Linked DNA regions of Homo sapiens: region 2 is linked to region 1. Evidence: chromatin loops called from intact Hi-C (ENCODE). Cell type or tissue: PC-3. All regions are shown on one strand.

Evidence for each region. Hi-C counts contacts between places; a loop is a spot of excess contacts. Peaks named below come from ENCODE experiments on the same cell type or tissue, not always from the same donor. Only the 100,000 strongest peaks of a DNase experiment are listed, where the experiment ranks them.
Region 2: it touches region 1 in a loop (5-fold over the local background); 3 of 110 quality-filtered maps call a loop at or near these places.

The regions. Positions count from the first base shown.
Region 1 is chr1:217,086,903-217,094,902 of GRCh38, reverse strand. It overlaps a transcript of ESRRG not described here. Among named protein-coding and RNA genes, the nearest start is that of ESRRG, 370 kb to the right of the region's middle. RefSeq lists a silencer at 5,309-5,509. In PC-3, no CTCF peak of the experiment used is centred here; DNase peaks (open chromatin) are centred at 4,992 and 5,282; H3K4me3 peaks cover 2,763 bases; H3K27ac peaks cover 502 bases.
Region 2 is chr1:217,000,160-217,008,159 of GRCh38, reverse strand. It overlaps a transcript of ESRRG not described here. Among named protein-coding and RNA genes, the nearest start is that of ESRRG, 280 kb to the right of the region's middle. In PC-3, no CTCF peak of the experiment used is centred here; a DNase peak (open chromatin) is centred at 3,219; H3K27ac peaks cover 736 bases.

The DNA of each region.
Region 1 (8,000 bases):
ACATTTCTATTTTAAATAAATGTTTGAATGAATTTGGTCTTTGGTGAGATGTGATTGGCTGCCTACTTTCCCAGAGTTTGTACCATGTCTTTTGAGAATGGTCTGTGGAGAGGGCAGTTTATTTGTATAGCCAACTCAATTCTGCTCTTCACTAGCTACAGGACCTTGTGAAATCCTATAACTAGCAAGATGTGCAGAAATCAGCTCAGATTCTCAGCCAGGGGACCTGACATCTTGTCTCCACATGCTCTGCTAACTTGGTAAACTTTTTAGAAATACAACTCAGATGTAAGATAAGGCACATCTGACATGATAATATTTTGTTGTATTGGTAGAGTCTGTCTCATTTCCACTACTTCATTTTATCCCAACAAAAACCTGATGAGAAAGTCAATGAGTTGTAATTATTCAACACATGAGGACAAATAAGGAAAAGAACACAGGCTTACTCAGTTAAACAGGAAACATGCAAAAAGTCTCATTCTGATTCTATACCCCAAGTCTCTGTAGACCTCTGTTCTTCATGATTTAATTCAAGCTACACGTGAGTTGAAGACATCAAGGCAAAATAGGTTGGATCCATTCATATCAAATTAGGTCTATACGATTTGATAGTGTTAGAAAGAAAGTTTTAGGCACACATGAATAATGACTAATAACATTTTGGCTGATATGGTAGGCTACTGGTAAACATGGTTGTTGATAATTTCATCTTGGGGTCTGGGTGCAGTGGCTCATGCCTGTAATCCCAGCAACTCTGGAGGTGAAGACAGGAGGATTGCCTGAGGCCAGGAGTTTGAGACCAGCCTGGACAACATAGCGAGGCCTCATCTCTACAAAAAAGTTTAAAAAAATAGCTGGGCATGGTGGCACGTACCTGTAGTCCTAGCTGCTCCAGAGTCTGAGGCAGGAGGATTGCTTGAGCCCAGGAGTTTGAGGTTACAGTGAGCTATGGTCAGGCCACTGCACTCCAGCCTGGAATACAGAGCCAGATCCTGTCTCAGATAATAATATTTTATTATTAATAAAAAATATAATAATAAATAATTTTATCTCATTAAAAAAGGGCAGTTTTGTAAAGTGTAGGGTTTTTATATGTGTGTGTGTGTTTTTTTTTTTGAGACAGGGGTCTCACTCTGTCACCTCAGCTGGAGTGCAGTGGTGCGATCACCGCTTACTGTAGCCTTGACTTCGGGGCTCAAGCAATCCTCTTGCCTCAGCCTTCTGAGTAGCTGGGACAACAGGCACATGCCACCATGCCCTGCTGATTTTTTCTATTTCTTGCAGAGAAGGGGTCTCATTACATTGCCTAGGCTGGTCTCAAAATCCTGGGTTGAAGCGATCCTCCCGCCTTGGCCTCCTGAAGTGCTGGGATTACAGGTGTGAGCCACCGGAAACCGTAGGTTTGAACATATTTTTGCATGGATTTTTTTTTTCCTGAGCTGCCTTTAACTCTACACAGGAATTAGAGACATAAACTTGTCTAACTTTACCTGAGCTCTCCAGCATTTTTTTCGCATCCTTCAAAAAAACAAGTCTCACTCCAGGCTGAGTGTTCTTGCTTTTTCTCCTCTCTCACATCCTGTGTCATACTTGTAAGCTTGGAGCTGGAGGGACCTTGGAGACTGGTTCAACCCTTCCTTGTGCAATTAGGGAACTGAGGCCCAGAATGGTTAAATAATTTGCCAGAGGTCACACAGCGAGCACTAGCAGCAGCTCCAAGATGAGATCACATATCTCCTGCCTACGGGTTCTTATTTGTTTTCCTTTCCTTTTAAATGGAAATTTTAATATCTTGACATCAAAAATTCAAAATATAGCAGAGAAAGACTCATAAGAGCTATAAAGTCATAATAATTAAGTTTACAGTAGCTTTTCAAGTACTACAATTATATACCTGCTCACCCACCTCACTCCCCATATGAAGTTCTACCTTATCATAGAATGCTTCCCTAAATTGTTTTCTAGGGACTGTCTAAAATATGGAGAAATTAGCTTGTCATTTCTTCAGCTGAAAGGATAACACTTTTGCTACATAAAACTTTTAATTTCTGTCAAATTGAAAAGTGGCATTCTAGGTCTCCATAAGGCAATTTTATGTCAATTAATGCATCAGAAGGTATTTAATGAGAGCCAGTGTTGTACTTAGCACTATGTTAGGTAAACCCGAAGAGAAAGCGGAAAAATGCATATTTGTTCAGAAAGGAATTGGGAAGTGAAGAGGGAGTTGAAAGCTTCGACACTGGGATCGCAGTGTGAGTCAACAGAGTGTATGAGATGAACAGTGGGTGACCAGCCTGACTGAACCATGGCTCAGTGATGCCAGTAGTTGGAAATAAGTTTGAATAGGTAGGTAGGTAGGTAAGCAGAGAGCTTGATGGCGAACACTCAGGACACTTTAATTTGAACCCCATCTGTGTAATTTTGAGCAAATTACTCAACTTCTCTGTGCCTCAGTTTCCTTGGCACAGAAATGGGGATAATAATACTTCCATTCCCATATTGTTGAGGAGGTTTAATTAGATTTACAAGGTCTAAGCATGAGTAAAGTTTAGGGCATTGCCTTCTATATCTTCCGTCTACCTTAGTAAGCATTTTTATGCCCTTTGGTTTGGTTGGGAAGTGAAACTGAACATGCTCCAACAATATTAACTATTATATTTTGGATGAAGCCGGAAAATAAAGACTTGAAAGTAGTCTGCAGAGTTTGAACTTGAATAAGCAACAGAGAGCGGTTCCTAGGCAGAGTTGGATTTAGAGAATCTAGGCTTAGAAAGGATCTATTCAAACTCCAGAGTTCTTGGGTACGCTGCCTCTACTCTTTGCTAGTTGCTCAAACATCTCACTCCTGGGGTAAGAAACCACTCAGCTGCCTGAACTGGCATGTGGAGTGGTGACAAACAGCATGGAAGACATTTGTCTGAAAAGAACAAAACAAAATTGGATTTCAGAGGATTAAAGTTAGTCAAATTGTTATGGTTCTTTCGCTTTGTGGTGAGTCTTTAAAGGTCCAATTCCAAGGTTAATAAGTAAAAAAGCTGGAGAACCAGGATGGTAGATTGAATATTAACGAGTACCTCTTGGATAGTTACTGGAAAGTTACCAATAACGCCTATAGTAATCCCTCCTTGAGTTCTCAATAGGCCTTTGCCCTCTTTGGAAACATCTATGCCTCTGGTAACATCTAAGCACCCGACAAGACTGCACCAATTCATCCTTCTGGCATGCCAAAGGGACAGATAAGCAAAGTGAGCCAGAGAAGCTATGTCCAATTTTCAAGGTGGAGAGACATAGGCCAAGTTTTGGGATCTGGCCATCAGTCAATAGTCCTCAGACCCTCTTAGTCTAGTTTCTCCAATTCAGATCATCTGGTCTCTGCATAATTACAATATCTTCCCTGTGGAATTTGCGAATGATTCTTGGACTGTGACTCTAAAGGGAAAAGATCTAGTAAGTTACTTGCTGTTTTCATTAAACTTATCCGACCTCTCAAATAGGTAAACTATTTTTAAACCTTCGAGCAGCTGCAGATTATTATGGATGAATTCAAAAGTTTTTCTCTCAATCGGCTGTGCTTTTCAGATTCAAAACTCTCCTTGTGCTTAATTTTTTGCAACCTCGGCCTCTGCTGTCATCTTTTAGGAATTTGGAATTAGTAGGAACAGTGACTCCACCAATACATGATGGTGACAAAGGCCAACTACAGGCTCGGTGAAAATAAAAATTCCTAAACAAATGTTGTTACTCCAAATGGATAATTATTGATAAAGCAGAGCAAAGCATTTGCCAAACCTGGTGCTAGATACTTATTTATCAGGAATATGCCACATGTTGGGTAATATACACAACATTATGATTAAGAGAAGCTACATAAAAGGTACCAGACAATGTACAAATAACACAAATATTAGAAAAAGAAGTAATCTGTGCTTTACCTGCCATGTGGCCACACCGGCTAAAAATGCATTCTCATATTTGCAGAAGTAAACGTTAAGGATTGTTCTTGAGACCACTCCTACTGATTCTGAGCATAATTATAAAAATAACAGATACAGTGCATAATTAGCAATAACATCTTTGTATTAAAAAAAAGTTTTCCTGCTGTTGTAGAATGAGTTAAATAAAATCTAGTTATCCTTCTTGCCCTTCCAGACTCCCCTGGTGGGCCAGATGCCCGGAGCCCCCCAAATTTTATGATGTGTCAGTCGAGTTTCTCAACTAGGGGTTTGGGCTTCTCTCTGGGTCCCTTTCTCTCTATTTGTCTCTCGCTCTTTCTTCCCTGACCCCTCCCCATTTTTAAAAGGCTTTAAAGAACATCTCTGGGAGACAAAAATAGCTCCAGTTGTGAGAGGCCTACACACCGGGAATGCAACTGAGAGATGCAAGTCAGCAAGTGCGAGCCGCGAACATGAGTGTCTGGCCCTGGGTGGATGCTCCTCGCTGTCTTGGTGCCGATTCTCTGCCTGGGCCCGGTGGGTAGAAGGGAAAATGGTTTTTCAGGGTTGGGAGGTGGGTTGGGTAGGTTTGGGATCCCTAGCCGTAGGAATGGAAACCCCAGCATTCGGGCTGAGGGGGCTCTTCCTTCCCCTCCCCCCACGTTTTTCAAATTTATTTTGCCCAGGCGGGGATTGGTGACGGTCAAAAGGGAGCAGTTGGCACTGAATGTCACCCTGAAGGTAAAATGAAAGACAAAAGATGAACGCATGCTTGCTTTCCGTTTGCAGCGGCTGCGGCGGCGGCAGGAGCAGCAGGATTTAAAGGGGAAAAAAATCACACGCATATGCACACATATATACACACCCAGAGGCGTCAATTATGCAAACGCAATAATGCAATCAAATCATGACAGTGCCGGGAATTTTTTTTAGAAAAATATAGATATTTATTTTTAAAAAGAGAAACGCATGCAAACAGAATCGTGCACATACCACGTAACCACCCGAGGAGAACCTGGCAGCCTCTCTCTTCTTCTGCCAAGTTATCATTGAGAAAACAGACAGGCATCATGACGTCCTGGGTCACAGGGAGTGCGGACCGACGCTACCAAGAGAAAAGGGAGGCGCCTTGGCGCTCCGGCTAGCCGTGGGCGCCCCTCTGCCCCTCGCAGCCCGGCTCGGTGAGTGCACAGCCGCTCGGGACGCGGACCCCGGGTGCCAGGCCGGCCCCGCGCCCGCGGGGGCAGAGCGGGGGGCCGTGCCCTTGCCACCGGAGGGCCGGCCAGCACCCCCTCGCCTGCCGAGGTCGCGGGAGCCCAGTTAAAGGAGGCGTGTGTAAGATGTGCAATGTTCCTGCATGGGGGTTTTGTAGACTTTCATAGCCAAAGAAACCGGCTTCGGCTTCTTTAAAATCCCCGACGACTCACCTGATTAACCTGCTGCAGTTCTGACCCTGCCAAGGTAACTGGTCCAAATCCTTATCATCAACATCTGGAGACAGACATTTGCATCTGGGGCATTCTTTATTTGCAGTCCTGGTTGAAATCTAGATTGCTACCCCCTTCCCCCTTCACTTGCTTATAGTCTCTTGGAAAAAAAAAAAAAAAGCAACCCCTCCCTGAATAACACAACCATAAGTACTGCCCACCTCTTGTAGACTTGCCTTACCATGACTGCAAAACTGTGAGCGTGTGTGCTGGAGACACAGATGAATTCTAATTGCAATTAGATTTGTTCTTTAAACACCCCTCCCATCCCCCTTCCTGGATAGAGACTTCAGTGCTTGGTAAAGTGGCAAAGAGTGAGGGCAGAGTTAGGGCGCTGGGAGGGGAGGGGTTAGGGTGAGGGGATATGGAGCAGGGGTCGTTGGGGGAGAGGGTGGTGCCAGGAGTTGAGGACTGCTGTCATGGGCTGGAAAATCCTTCTGGTGATTGCTGCTGCTGTAGTCCTAGGTGTCTCCCTCCTGTCCTCTACGCTGCTTTCCCTCCCTTCTCTCTCCCCAACCCTTTCACCTTCCCGAGGGAGTCGCTGAAGTTGCACGGAGGTCACCCGATCATCATTTAACTATTTTAAACCATCTACCTCCTTCTACCCCTCAAGTCTGTTAGAGCCTCTGCAGGATAGACCCCTGCACCCCTTGTTTGGTGATGGGAGAGTCTCAGAGACAGAAAGACACAGAGGGCAAAGCTCCCCTCCTCCCTTTCTTTTCCCTTCCGGCAACCTTTTCCAAGCTGCACCCTCTCCCCCTTTCAGAATCTTAATGAGCAATTCTGGAAGAGTCCGGAAGGGCCTGTAGAAACCCCCGCCTGCCTCAGTGCTGTGGAATGATTATGTATGTGTTTATTTATTGTGCTTGTCTCGGTTATGTTGTGAATTGCCACATGGGTCTGCTTATGTTAGGGAAGCACGTTTGCTATGTTTGTGTTGTAGTACCAGAACCAGTGGCCATGCAATAAGACACAGACACACACAGAAAGCAAATGATTTCACTAACATAAACCAGAGGGCAATGTTGAAAATAGCACTCTCTCTCTCTCTCTCAAAAAAAAAAAAAAAAAAAAAAAAAAAAGACAGGAAAAAAAGAAATTCTCAGCATGTGGGTTAAGAGAAGCTGTTAGGTCCATATGACCTCCTACTACTTTCAAAACACTCCTGCCTAATACTTTAAGTCAAGATCAAGAGACCTGCGGATGTTGTGAAGTATGTTTCAGAGCAGCTGAATGACTTGGTCTAGTTTTGAAGAGAAACTCTCATTTGTTTCTCACACTGCCCAAAGACCAAATAGGGGAGTGTGTTTGGAAAATGCCCAAATTCAGAAGCAGCAGGCGAGAGAAAAAGAGTCGGAAATGTCTTAGAGAAAAAGACAGAAAAATGGGATTGAGGAGTGGTTTCAGGGTTCTCTCTCTTTTTTTTTTTTCCTGTCCAGCAGATTTGATGTTGTCAAAATGAGTTAACCAACCTGAGAAACAGTTCTGTCATTGTGGGAAATAGAGGGAAATTTGAACATTTCTCAAATCCCGAGCTGAGGAATGCCTGACAGGAAGAAGAGACATGAAAACACTGATGGAGACGAAGTGACATTGATGAGGTTTCATCTCCTTCAAATAGAAAAAGAATCAAGTATATAAGGAAGCAGGCCTGGATGATCATTTAAGCGTACATTTGTCTGTTACGCATGGCTTTGTTATTCTTACTAAAGCAATTCTCATAACTCTTTAAACTCGCATTAAGTAGAATTAAACGTGTGTATATCGAGAATGGTATCACATAGCACATAAAACTGTCCATTGACTGGGGTGATGAATGGAGATAGAAGATTGTTCCCTTTCTTTAATAAATCAAAATAGCATCAAAGTCCTCGTGCATGGTATATACTGAAACCTGCTGGTCTTCTTTACCGGGAATTGCCTGGGGAGCCAGGGGAGTTTGTGATGGGTGTTGCTTTAACAAAATAGAGCAGATCAATCGATTAGGTTTCCGTGTGTGCTGCTCAATTTATTCTGTACAATTTTTCCAGAAATTAAAAGGTTACCAAGAGAGTACCATGTTCCCATCTCTGACTGAGCACCACTTATTACCGCAACAGTATTTCAATATTAAGTGATCTTCAAGATATTTCAGCTTTCATTTTGAGTTCTGAATGTGAATCAGCATGAGAATGGCAGTGCAGCAAGATAAGGTATAACTAACCCGGCAGACAGCTGAAGGGCTCCTAGGAAAGTGTTGCTGAGAGGAATATCTGGGGCTGTTCTCAGTAACCTTGTTTACAGGGACATTTCAGTTGCAGCTAGAATTTTAGCGAAAGCCCGCCAGAGGTAATGGGCTTATGTTTGAAATGGATCCTAAGTGTCTCTTTTTTCTTCTGCACAGACATGCTATGCACCTTACCTGAATACTCAAGAGAAAACTTTTCTGATGCCCTATGACATTTTCTAATGCAGACAAATCCTTGGATGAGTGTGTCATTGGAAAGGGGGTTATTTATGAAGTTCTCCTTTTGTTTACAGATGTGTCAATACAAGTAGCTTTAGTCTTTTAAAAAAAAAATGTCTTGTGTGTTTGACT
Region 2 (8,000 bases), 87 kb after region 1:
AAGGTGTAAATGGTTTGCAGTGGTGAAGATTTTAATGTCTGCTGCACTGGGTTTAAAGTTTCTGTTGTTGTAGCTGTTGGTTTATCTTAATTGCCTAGTTCTACTTTAGGATACATTTGAGCATAGCAGATGAAATGTAAGACTATAATGTGAGACTAGACACACTGTGCAGAAGATCTGATGTCTGTGGATCCCTTTGATAGATCATTCTTCTTGTTTGTATTATGGCTCTTCTCTTGGACTCATCTCTTAATGCTCTTTCCTCCCCCTGCACCTGCTTCCACCTCAATTCCATAATTGGCTTGGGATTTTTCCCCCCTTATTTGCCTTTGACTGTCTAGCACCTAGAACAGTGTTTGGCATATAGTAAATGCTTAGTCCATATATAGTGAATAAGCATCAGAAGAAAAGAGGGAAGGGAGGAAGAAAAGATGGAAGGAGGAAGGAAGTCAGTCGGTCCAAGTAAAATCTTCTTTGATAGGTTTAGAAAGCTCAGTTTCATCAAAATAAATAGCTTAAGAATAAGAAAGGAAGGAGAAGAATTTTATGGAGACTGTTCTGATAATGATATTTACAAGACTGAAGTTTATTATTCTCTTATCCTCCAAAGGAAGTCATAAATGGTTTTTGACAATAATCGTTGCAAGTATTTTTAGACATTGAGCTGAGGGTGAGGATAATGTCCTTGAATTATCCAACAGCACCATAACAGTGTTTCAAAGTTTGTTATGAAAATGTCATTGACTTAGTGTTTCTTTCCTTCCCCTTTTCCCCCTTTGGAAGAAGAGACTAAAATTGTTGAGTTAGCAATAACATAGAAGTATGGGAAAATATTTTAAAATTTTAGCCTGGAACCATATGGTGATGGTGTTGGCACTGGCCCTCTCCCCCTTGACCCACATAATTTTCAGGAAAATTGAGAAGTCACATTCACATCTTAATGCTTTGGGATAGTAAAACAATCTACTACATTAGAATGCTGTATGTACATGTATATGGGGTGATGAAATATTCCTTTTGCTCTCATTGTGAGTATCCTGTAAATTTAATCTCTATCATCTCTGAACTCCTTACAGTCCTTTTAAAGATCTAAAGAAAAATCCTGATGGATTATTGAAAGCATTAAATCACATAGAATTAAAATAGTTTTTATAAGCCTTAAACTGGTGATATGATTTATAAAGTACTTATGGGGAAGCTAGCCTTTATCGCTGATGGCAATAAATAAAACAGCACAGCAGCTAAAAAATTACTTTGACCACAGTTCAGTTTACTAAATACAGGTGGAGCATGCCTAATCTGAAAATCCCAAATCCAAAATGCTCCAAAATCTGAAACATTTTGAGGGCCAACATGACACCACAAGTGGAAAATTTACACCTGACCTCATGTAATGGGTTTCAGTCAAAGCACAGTTAAAACTTTGTTTCTTGCAAAATAATTTAAAATATTGTATAAAATTACCTTTAGGCCGTGCATATAAGGTATATTAGAAACATAAATGAATTTTGTGTTTAGACTTGAGTCCCATTCTCACGATATCTCACTATGTATATGCAAATATTTCCAAATTCAAAAACATCCAAAATCGAAAACACTTCTGGTCCCAGGCATTTTGGAAAAGGGATACTCAACCTATAGTTAAAATTAATCTTTGTTATTAAGCCAGTTCCAACGTAACTGTAGTGCAATGTTGGCTCCACACAGCCTGTGAGACTTATTGAAGTTATATGTATATTGTAGTATATTGTGTACTACTATATAGACATAACTTAAGATTACTAATCCAAATTATTGATGGTGTTATTTGTAGAATTAAAGTTGTATATGTTGATTACTCAGATAAGCCTAACACCAATAATATTAAATAAAGACTATGGGTCTTTATATTACCTAATCATCATATTATTCAGTTACATTTTACTTTTTAACATTTTTAAGTGATTTATAAATTCATTCTTAGCATAACTTATGTTGAACATTGAGTGTATGTTTATTTTTCTACACTGTATTGTAGAATACACAAGAAGTCTGATAATAAGCCAAAAGGACTCATTCTATAAGTTCAAATTCTATGAGTTCAAAGCCATTCTATGAGTTCAAAGCCATTCCAATTCAAACTGGACTCAGTTGTGTTAGTTAATCATTAGTCTCTAGGTTTCAAGAGTGAACCAATTCTGTCCCTAATTATTAGTTATTGTTCTACTGTAAGTAAGTTGTTACATAGTTGGGATAAAATATCCATTAATAAAGACCACAGTGATTAACATAGTAATGAAGACTGGCTCTGAAGTTGACACATTAAAAGTAAGCGAAAGCACTTTTCCTATAAATTTGTATAGGCTACTTGACTTTAAAATGCTTAGAAAAAAAGAAGAGAGAATTTTGACATAGAAAGCTATGGTTTTAGACCTACTATTAAAAATTTTTTTCCTAATGGTCAGAAGAACCATTTAAGAACCAATGCTAATGTTATTATACAACATTGTTAGGGAGAATTTATGGTATTGTAAATGTGAGGTTATCTTTGGAGTTAAAACACAATAAACAGCAGAACTACCTCTTTGGTTGACTCTGACACTTTGAGAGGGAGAACATTACATAACAAGTCCTTCTATTAGTTGTCCTATCTGTTTAGCATTATCCTAAGTGTCTAAGAGTTCCCTGTTCTTTTAGAGGGCTTATCTGTGTATGCCAAGCAACAGTTGTGATTGAAATTTTTATTGATTTGGCTTATTGAGCTGGTAGTTGTCATGGGCAAACCTCCAATCATTTTAGCGCAGTGGAGAAAAGGCACCAGTCTTTGTTTTAATATGTAATTTACTGTCCAGCTTATGCCACTATTTAGCTGTGTGCTTGGACTAATCATCTACCGCTCTGGTCATGATTGTCCTTCAAAGGAGGTGGTTGGACCTGAATAGTTCTTCTCATTTAGAATCCTTGGAGGAAGTAATAGGGGAAAGACTCACTTTCAGTATTTAAAAAAGTCTAATGAAAATAAGACATAAAATCACAATATACACAAGCTAACTAAGACATCTCTTTGGTTTTGGTCTTGGTTTGGCTGATATAAACTCACCTCTCCCTTTTTGACAACACTGAGTTATCTTGTGCAAATCACAAATTCTGATCGGCAATAAATAGCTTTTTATTAATAAGAGTAGAACCATTATTACTAACTAAATGCAGTTTGATTGTCAAAAACAAAACAATATGACTCATGGGGGAAACCACTAAAAGGTATCAAGTGTCCTTGGTAGTAAAAAGTCCAAAGTCCCTTTTACTATTTTTAGTCCCGTGATTTCAAAGTGATATACCATTTATCATGGCAGCTAGATTCCAAAATAATATCATTCTCATTTCACAGGCACTATATATATAATGTGTCAAGCAGCATCATTCATGAGAATACATATTTTCAGAATAAATTAATTGATTGATATAGTTATACAGATTAATTTCTTAACCAGCACAATCTGTTTTCTTTCAAATAATTAGATTATATGCCCATGGCTTACCATATTTGGGGGGAACCTTGGGTTGGGTACTGTTTACTTCATTGTTGGTCAGTATATTAGTTAGTTTTCACGCTAATAAAGACATACTGGATATTGGGTAATTTATAAGGGAAAGAGATTTAATGGACTGACAGTACTACACGGCTGGGGAGGCCTCAATCATGGCAGAAGGCAAAGGAGAAGCAAGGGCATGTCTTACATGGTGGTAGGCAAAAGAGCTTGTGCAGGGGAACTCCCATTTATAAAACCATCAGCTCTCCTGAGACTTATTCACTACCACTAGAACAGTTTTGGGGAAACCATCCCCATGATTCAATTATCTCCACCTGGCCCTGCCCTTGACACCTGGGTATTATTACAATTCAAGGTGAGATTTGGGTGGGGACACAGCCAAACCATATCAGTCAGTAATCCATTCTTCTTTCTTTTAAAGTCCTCTCTAAAACTTGTGAAAACAGGCAGGATAAGTAAAAGAACTGGGAAAATATACTTCATCGTCTGTCAATTTTACGTTGTAGAAATGTAAACATTGTTTAATAACACAGTCTATGCATTGGTGAATATTGTAGATATTGGGATCAAGATTCTGGTAACTTCTCGCTCCCCTTTACCCCATAAGACAGTATGTTATTTATTTATGAGATTATGATTAATAAGATAATTATGAATATTCATTGTGAATCAAACCATATTTCCAAATTTGAGGTCACAAACTCAGTTAATTGTGCTATTGAATTAATGATGACTTCTTTTTTTTTTATTTTTTTGGTCCATCCATGTATGTACCCATATGTCATCTGGACATTGAAATTACATTTATGATGAAAAACAACAGACTGAAAATAAGTCTCATATCTGACCTAGTCTTAGAAGTCACACAAATATTATGGGTAATCTGATTGGGCAATGTGTTTATTTAGTTATTTCCTGTTTCCAAAATGTAAATGCCATTTCAGTGGCCAATAACAAATGAATTACTGATTGTAAATACTCTTGAGTTTGGTTAGCTCAATATTAGGCCTTATGTTAGTATTAATATTAATATTAATTAATATTAATACTTATTAATTAGTATTAATACTAATATTTCAAGCCTAATATTAGTATTAATATTAGCCATGAGACAAGCAAATAAAGCTTACATAATACATTAAATTATTATTTTTAGAGTATTTGTCTTTACAAAACAAACGTGGCCCAGATTCATTTTAAGAAAAGGGAAACTAATGTTTATTGAATAAAATTATTTTTTCATATTATCTCACTTAATTTTCTCAACAGTGTAAGCTAAGTATTATTTTCCCTGTTTTATAGGTTGAGAAACTGAGACTTGATTAGTTTAAGTAATTTGCTCAAGCTATTAAGTATGGCCATTATTCATATCCACTTTTTTCTGACTTCAAAGTCCATGCTTTCTCCAACATTATATCACTTCAAACCAGTACTTTTTCAATGTAATATCAGTCAAATGAAAGATTTTTTTTTGCAACTTCCTGATGTAGTTTTATCTGGCTGTGATCTTATTACTAAATGTTTAGTTGAGTTCAGAAATTCAAAAGCATATCTCACAAAAGTAAATGTTTTGAACAGTAGCTAACTGATGATCACTGTACAGATTATTTGGAATATAACAGTTATCTGCGCTTGAGTAACAAAAGCTTTCATGGCTTAAAATAATACTGAGGACTTTATTTATCATGATTTCTGTTGATTGGAAATTTAGAAGCAGCTTGGTTGGGCAATTCTGGCTCATGGTCACTCATGGGGCTGCATGTCACCAGGGGGTTGCAGTCACCAGTTGTTGGCTGGAGCTGCAGTCAAATGAAAGCCTGCGTGGGGCTGGAGGTTCCACTTCCAAGGTGACTTGCTCATATGGCTGGCAAATTGGTTCCTCTCCATGTGTCCCTCTCCTTATGGCACAATGGCTGTTTCTCCTAGAGCAAGTGATTCAAGAGAACAAGGTAAAAGCTATAATGCCTTTTATGACCTAGCCTTGAAAGTCACACACCATCACTTCTGCCATATTGTATTGGTCATACTGGCCAGCTGTGATTTACTGTTTATTCACTGTAAAGATGTGAATATCAGGGGCAAAGATCATCCTAGATGACCATGAAGGCTGATTCCTACAGTATTAATATACTGTATATGTGTAATTTTATAGATAACTGTCAGAATCAACTCCTTAATTTTAATGAGTAGGGAATAAAATCTAAGCCCATATAACTTTAGGGACGGATCTGCCCTAAAATAAATATTATACAATGTGCATAATCTCTGTTTCTTTCTTTTCTTTTCTTTCTTTCTTTTTTTTTTTTCTTTCTTTCTTTTTTTTTTTTTTAGACAGAATCTCACTCTGATGCCCAGGCTGGAGTGCAGTGGCACTATCTCGGCTCACTGCCAGCTCTGCCTCCTGGGTTCAAGAGATTCTCGTGGCTCAGCCACCAGGGTAGCTGGAATTACAGATATGTACCACCATGCCCAGCTAATTTTTGTATTTTTAGTAGAGATGGGGTTTCGCCGTGTTGACCAGGCTGGTCTCAAATTTCTGGCCTCAAGTGATCCACCAGACTCGGCCTCCCAAAGTGCTGGGATTACAGGTGTGAGCCATCATGCCCGGGTGCTCCTTTCTTTAAAAAAAAAATTATAATGGTGCCAAACTTATTAGCAGTTGGAGATTTGAGCTGGGATTGTGAAGGTCCATTTCCATGTGCTGAACTGGCTTAAGCTATCAATTCTTGGCCTTTCACTTTTGATGTACAAATGACTTTTAAGGTAAAGAGATTTTAAAACAAAAGTCTGGTCATTCTCTCTGTTCAAAATGCTGGTATGGTTCTCCATTTCCTTCAGTAAAAGTCAAAGTCTTTGTAGTATCCAAGAAAGCCTTATGTGAACCGGCCCCTACCTCCTCCCTGACCTCCACTCTAACTCCTCTCCTCTCATTGTCTCTGCCCCAGCCACCTTGGCCTCTTTGCTATTCCTTGAGCTTACCAGACTTGCCGTTATCTTAGGGTTTTTGCATTGGCTGTTTCCTCTACTTGAAATATTCTTTATATATATTTCATGATCAACGCCTTTTGTAATTTAAGTCTTTTCTCAAGTGTTACATTTTCAATGAGGTCTATATCCACTACCCTATTTAAACCTAAAACAGTGAACATGAGACAGAATATGTGTTCAAAAATTGTGTGTGATTGAATGAAGGAATTATTAATGGAAGAGTAGGGAAAAGCTGCGGCTGCTTTTTACTGCCCAAGGCAGTTTGGTATCATCCACGTGACTCATTTTCAGACTCTGGTGCTTGCAAAGGGTCTGTAAAGACGGTAATCAAGTGTGGATTTGCTTTATTTCTGTGGGAGAGTTCCTGTCATTCAGAAATAAGCACTGTGTCCATTCCTATATCTTTACAGAGTTCCAGCATAAAAAAAAGAACCGAAGAAAAGAAGGCAGCTTCCACTAAGGTGTATTATAGTAGACAGGTTGATATTACTTAAAGGAAGAAATTAGTTGAACCATTTCTGTAGACATTAGACAAATTTTTTCACTCAGAGTTAAAAAGCAGCTTGGGAGTATTAAAGTATAGGGTGCTTGCATGCACTTTATGATGGTCTTAGCTTATGATCTTATATCACTTTTATTTCTCCATTAAATCAAGATGTATCTCATTGAGGCCACCATCCTACATGACAGCATGGTTCATTTTGGTGCCGGTGAACGGCATTGTCCCTGATTGAATGGAAAAGTGTATCTGTCTTTAACATGTGCATAGTGTGGATAGCTGGAGTTTCAATTGGCATGGAAGTCTATGGAACACACACAGAGTGCATAGGCCCTTGCTGCATGGGACCAATGCTTTGCTGAATGCCTGCCCTTTCTAACATGAAGCTGTGTCTTGTCTTTTTTCTGTGGGTTTCCAGTGACGATGTTGCTACACGGTCCTTCACTTGGAGTTAGTGCAACAAGGAGACATCTGAGCTTAAAATTTATGAAACATCTAAAGAAATCAAGCTTTATATAGGATCACCGTTGTGGGTTGAATTGTGTATCCCCAAAAGATGTTGAAGTCCTGACCACCTCCCTATACCTTACAATATAGCCTTTTACGGAAGTAGGGTCTTTGCAGAAGATCAAGTTAAGATGAAATCATTTGATTGGGCCCTAGTTCAATATATCTTATGTCCTTATAAAAGGAGACAATTTGGACACAGGGACAAGGGGAGAATGCCACATAAAGATTGGAATTATGCTGCCATAAGCCAAGGAACTCCAAAGATCGCTGGCAAGCTGCTAAAAGCTAGCACAGATTCATGGAACAGAGTCTCCGTCATAGCCTACAAAAGGAATCAACCCTGCTGACATCTTGATTTCAGACTTCTAGCCTCCAGAACTGTGAGACAAATTTCTGTTTTTTAAGCCACTGGTTTGTGGTACTTTATTATGGCAGCCCTAGCAAACTAATACAATAACTGTTCGCTTACGTAT